Linked DNA regions of Homo sapiens: region 1 is linked to region 2. Evidence: chromatin contacts called from ENCODE Hi-C or POLR2A ChIA-PET data. All regions are on one chromosome and are shown on one strand. Each heading gives the region's core, a stretch centred on a gene start or an enhancer-like site at or near the end of the contact. The rest is flanking DNA. Distances are from core to core; before and after follow the strand shown. Region 1 has its middle 64 kb from the start of GUCY1A1. Region 2 has its middle 140 kb from the start of GUCY1A1.

The links. Hi-C counts contacts between places; a loop is a spot of excess contacts on that map. ChIA-PET counts read pairs that join two places held with the same protein, here RNA polymerase II (POLR2A). Pooled maps may share reads with other maps.
Region 1: a map of PC-9 shows a loop between it and region 2 (3-fold over the local background). The contact joins two enhancer-like sites. A Hi-C loop is called at or near these places in 2 of 168 maps with a recorded cell type or tissue (PC-9 and gastrocnemius medialis) and 1 of 50 pooled maps. POLR2A ChIA-PET finds 5 or more read pairs at or near these places in 1 of 52 experiments (activated CD4-positive, alpha-beta T cell).

What each region holds. Positions count from the first base shown.
Region 1 is chr4:155,601,284-155,603,983 of GRCh38, forward strand. No RefSeq gene overlaps it. Among named protein-coding and RNA genes, the nearest start is that of GUCY1A1, 64 kb to the right of the region's middle. Within about 2 kb of position 1,293, at least 2 of the 41 ENCODE cell types and tissues checked have a DNase peak (open chromatin) inside an H3K27ac peak, as active enhancers do.
Region 2 is chr4:155,529,000-155,531,699 of GRCh38, forward strand. No RefSeq gene overlaps it. Among named protein-coding and RNA genes, the nearest start is that of GUCY1A1, 140 kb to the right of the region's middle. Within about 2 kb of position 1,437, at least 2 of the 41 ENCODE cell types and tissues checked have a DNase peak (open chromatin) inside an H3K27ac peak, as active enhancers do.

The sequences.
Region 1 (2,700 bases), core at 43-2,542, 72 kb after region 2:
GATTGGTTACACGAATAAGTTCCTTAAGTGGTGATTTCTGACATTTGGGTGCATCCATCACCTGAGCAGTATACACTGTACCCAATTTGTAGTCTTTTATCCCTCACCCTCCTCCCACCCTTTCCCACAGAGTCCCCAAAGTCCGTCATATCATTCTATGTCTTTAGATCCACAGAGCTTAGCTCTCACTTATGAGTGAGAACATATGATGTTTGGTTTTTCATTCCTGAGTTACTTCACTTAGAATAATGGTCTCCATTTCCATCTAGGTTGCTGCAAATGCCATTATTTCATTCCTTTTATGGCTGAGTAGTATTCCATAGTGTGTGTGTGTGTGTGTGTGTGTGTGTGTGTGTGTGTGTATGTGTGTGTGTATATATACCACAATTGATTTATCTACTTGTTGATTGATGGGCATTTGTACTGGTTTTATATTTTTGCAATTGCGAATTGTGCCGCTATAAACATGCTTGTGTAAGTATCTTTTTCTTTCTTTTTTGTACAATGACTTCTTTTCCTCTCGGTAAATATCCAGTGGTGGGATTGCTGGATCAAATGGTAGTTCTACTTTTAGTTCTTTAAGGAATCTCCACACTATTTTCCACAGTGATTGTATTAGTTTACATTCCCACCAGCAGTGTAAAAGTGTTCCCTTTTCACCACATCCCCACCAACATCTATTATTTTTTTGATTATGGCCCTTCTTGCAGGAATAAGGTGGTATCGCATTGTGGTTTTTTGTTGTTGTTGTTTTTTGAGACAAAGTCTCACTCTGTCACCCAGGCTAGAGTACAGTGGCACGATCTCAGCTCACTGCAGCCTCTGCCTCCTGGGTTCTTCTTAAACTAACTCTCCTCATATAAAAGGCACTAGGTTACACGTTCGATTTAAGTCTTTTGAAAAATCGGTTCCAGCAGTGTATCATGGTATTAGAATACTAAGCATTATTTCTAGAGATATTGCTGGTGACTTTTCCTCCAGATTTAAAGGAGCGATCTCAACCCCTGCCTCAACTCACAGCTCCTTGAAGTGCTGGAGAAGACAATCTCAACCACATCTGTCCTGGCCCACCATACCTCTGGCCTATAAGAGACTATTATCTGGCCTCCAACCACTTATCCCTGCTAGTCTGCCCTCTGTAATTATGCCTCAGTCTGATCATTGTCCTTATTGTTCTCCAACCTGCCAGCTTCCTTCTTGCCTTAGGGCCTTGCTGCTCTCTCTGCCTCTGATGTTCTTCCCCAGATCCTAGTAGAGCAGTTATCCAGCCTAAGGAATGCCACCAGTACTTTGTATTACATTGATTGAAACCAGCTCTTCCAGATTTGAGAGTTCACAGACAGTCAAGATTTCAAAAGCTACAGAAACCTTTGAGTGTCAGGCTGAAAGAATGACAGACTTGAGGCCAGGACAGATGAGAACATTTCTTTCTTGTGAGTTATCAATCAAGTATTAATTGCCCTGTCCTTTCCCATCATCGTAACTGACTTTTAAAAAAATCGTTTACAGTAATTTTTCACAAGAGAATTCCCATAGAGGTAGCAAAAAGTCATAATAATGTCACATAATGTAAGAAATAGAAGACATTATCTAGGCTAAAGACCTCACTTTCAGGTCCCTGTGCACAGGCCTTTCCTGTGAGAGCGGTGGAGACAGGCTCTGATGCAAATTCTGTTTCTCCTGTGGAGATCTGTTATCTAGAACACCCACCCAAAGCCCATCAGAACCTACTTGCCCTTGTCAGGACAACAAGGGGAAAGGGAGAAACTAAAACCCTCATAACCATCTAAAACTGTAGATTATACACATGACACAGAGAGCAAAAGAGAGTATGAGAAATATAAAGAAATCCTGCTCTTCCAGATTTGAGAGTTCATAGACAGTTAAGATTCCAAGAGTTACAGAGACCACTGAGCGTCAGGCTGAAAGCAGAATGAAAGGCTTGAGGCCAGGACAGATGAGAAGGATTCTTTCTTGAGAGTTATCGACCAAGTATTAATTTTTATCAATAGAGTTAACGGATCGTGGAAGAAAAGATATTTCCAAAAGAATATTATGTTTACAGAAGTATATCATGTATCATAATCACATCTGTAGCTTCAACTTTTTATGAAAATAAAAATGAAACTCAGAACTGGTACATGTGGTATAAGTGGGCATGCTGCATCCTGTCAGCCAATACTTGTTTGGTTAAAGGAAGCTAAATTGGAATCGCTGGACCAGATTCCATTTTCCCTTTGCTTCTGCCCGTGGGCTTTCCTCAGTTGATGGTGATTAGGCCTGACGTGAACAGCTCATAAGAGGGGATGTGGGTGATTCAACAGGGGCAGCTAAGGCAGAAGTGTCCAGGTCCCTGCTCAGAGCCAAAGATCCCACACTGGAGACAGGGCTAGGAATGAAAGAACTCTTTGTTCTCACGCACCAGTGTGTGGGGCAGGGGGACGGGAAAGGTAGTAGACTTACCATTCTCAAGTGCTTGTGTTACTGCGTGGTTGTATTAGGTGCTTTGAGAGTTCTCTCTCATTTATCTTCACAATAACTCTAAGTGGAAAATCAAGCTCAGAGGTCCTAAGTCTCATGCCCCAAATTCCACAGCATAGAAATGATAGACCTGGTATTCAAACCTACTGGTGTCTGGCTCTTGTCCTTTCCTTTTCTATTTTTTTTTTTTTTTTTTTTTGAGACAGAGTTTTGCTCTTT
Region 2 (2,700 bases), core at 187-2,686:
GATTCATTAAACACATTACAAGGATGAAGAGAAAATAAGAGAGACAGGACTTATGAAGACCACTAATATCAGTGAAGAGTACAATGAACTCCACTTTCAGCACCTTAAGTGCAAGTGAGAAAGGGGAAAAAGTAGAAAGAAAAAGAAATCCTATTTATAAGCATTCTTATTTGTCACTTATTTTCTTAGAGAGAATTTATATTTAAATAGAAATCAAAGTAATGATGACTTTATTCAATATTATTACTTCTGTGTTTCTCCAAGGGAGAACAAACTACTAACATCTGCATGAACTAACTGGTAATTTTCCCTATTCACCCAAAGCTGCAAAAAATTTTAAACAATCTTATAGCTCTTAGGATCTGGCTTGTAACCTCCTTTTCTCCAGGGGGCGTTATTGCACAGTGGTCATGGGGCAGGCAATCAAGTCTTAATTTTCCCAGCTGTGGTAGTTTAGGCAATTTATTCTGTTTCTCAATTTAATAGCTACGAAGTAAACATAATGGTATCTACTACATAAAATTGGAGGAAAAATTAAATCAAAGCATTTATGTGCAGGGCTTGGCATATCAACCACTACATTTAGATCTTGTTAAGAATGCCTTTACTTCCTGGATTCTTCTTAGTACTCTACCTGTCCTAGGTGGATTTATTTATCGTTATCATCATGAATCATGCAGACCTCCAAGTTTCTCTTCTTACTTGAAACAATCTTTCTTAATCTACTCTTTAAAGTTTTTTTTTTTTTCTATCTCTCGTACTTCCTAAAAATTTATCTTTTCCAGGCAGGCGTTTTGAAAACCAAATGAAGAAAAACTTTGCAGTGTTGGTGAATATTTAGCAAAACATAAAAATGAAAAATGTTTTCTGACCATAGCATACTTCATTATCAGTATAACAACATGGTAGTGGTTGAGTAAATGCAGCTCTTACTAGGAAATGCAAGGATTCCAGAAGCAGATAAGTTTTATTGCCAAAAAACCCATAAATGTTCTTTAATCTGGAAAGTATCCACATAAAACAATAGACCAGATTTTTTTGATCATTTTGTACAGTCATTTAATATTTCAAAATTAAAGCATGGAGGGAAAAAACCTCATAAGCGAGTTGAATCAAAGAGAAACAATTTATTAAGTGATTTATTTGTGAAAATAAACTTGATGATAAATATTCTAGAGGGGGAAGAATTATACTATTATTTTCAGAAACAAAAAGAGTTTAAACTTTTTTTAATGTAATAGAGTGTGGTGTGTGTATTTTATCTTTTAAAATTATAATCAACACTGATGAGTAAACACCTGAGGTACTGATTACAAGTTTCTTAACCAAACCTCATGGAGGTGGCTTTGCAAAAGTGATTCTTTCTGCTAAGTAATGTCACAGTGACTCTGAACCCCATTGGTACTATTGAATCCTGTTTGCACCATGCCATTCGTGAGAACTTTGTATTTCAGTGGGCATTGTATTTATTCATGGAAGAATACCACTGGAAATACCTGTTTTAAGACAGGATTCCTGTTGAATAAGCCATTGTGAGTATTTGTGTATAATCATTTCCTGTAGATAAATTGTCTGCTGGCAAATAAATAATATGGTCCATTTTCAAAATAAACTAGCTCGTTGTTCTGAAAAGCCGCAAGCAACATCATTTGTGTTGGAGTGTTTAAACAGGTGATATGTGCTTCCTTTAAAAAGGAGAAAACTAAAAGTGCACTATTATATTGAGCATGCAGGTTTTTTGGGTAGTATTGATTGCATATTCAGTTTTTATTCATTAGAAACTAAAACTTCCTAAGTAAGCCCACCTTTTATATTAATTGATTTTGATAACATGAATCTCTTGCAGTACCTTAAGTCCAAAATTATTATCTATTGATCTGACTCCCCCAAGTCCTGTCCATGCTCCGTGTAATATCATACTGCCTGCCCACCATTCTACGTGTACTCTCCAGACTGCCCATTGTTCCACACGTAATAATAAATGCATCTTCCAGATCTGTTTTCTCCCTTCCACCCACCAACACCGGGGCTGAGTAATAGAAGGAAGGGCCACATATTGGCCAACCCACAAATGTAGGCAAAGCTAAGGAAGCTGAACACAGGGGCGCTGTCAGAGGAAGTTTCTCCAAAGACTATTACATAGTGATGTAGGACTAAGAACTGAACCCAGGACTGATGGCATTTCAGTACTTTAAGGTGAGATCTGAGCACAGCTGCAACTTGGATTTCAGTCCTGTTCTAACTGAAATAAGTAACTAGGAAATTCTCAAGGCAGAGTGTTGGCAGGAATTCAAGCAGGTCAGCCTCCAGTTTGGGAGATCTGATAGTGGAGCTCAGGGACCCAGGCCCTTCTACTGTGGACTTCACGGGCAACGAAGTACAGAAGTGTTTAGTGGGTGGGGGGAGAGATCAACATTCTCAAATTCAGAACAAGACTGGTTTCAAGGTGACCACCAATGATGGGCCAGATAACTAGGATTACAAGTCTCTTCCTCTCCCTTGTCCACCTAAGGCTCAAGTTGTTCAAAATTCTTTTTCAAGTCTTCATTTATTTTTATATCTCATTATTTTCTACAGACGTGTGATTGTTCCACTTTTATACATAGCATATTTCCCTAAGTGTTCCATGTCATGGGTTAAATTATGTCCCTCCACAGAGAGATATTTTGAAGTACTAACCCCCAGTACCTTGGAATATGA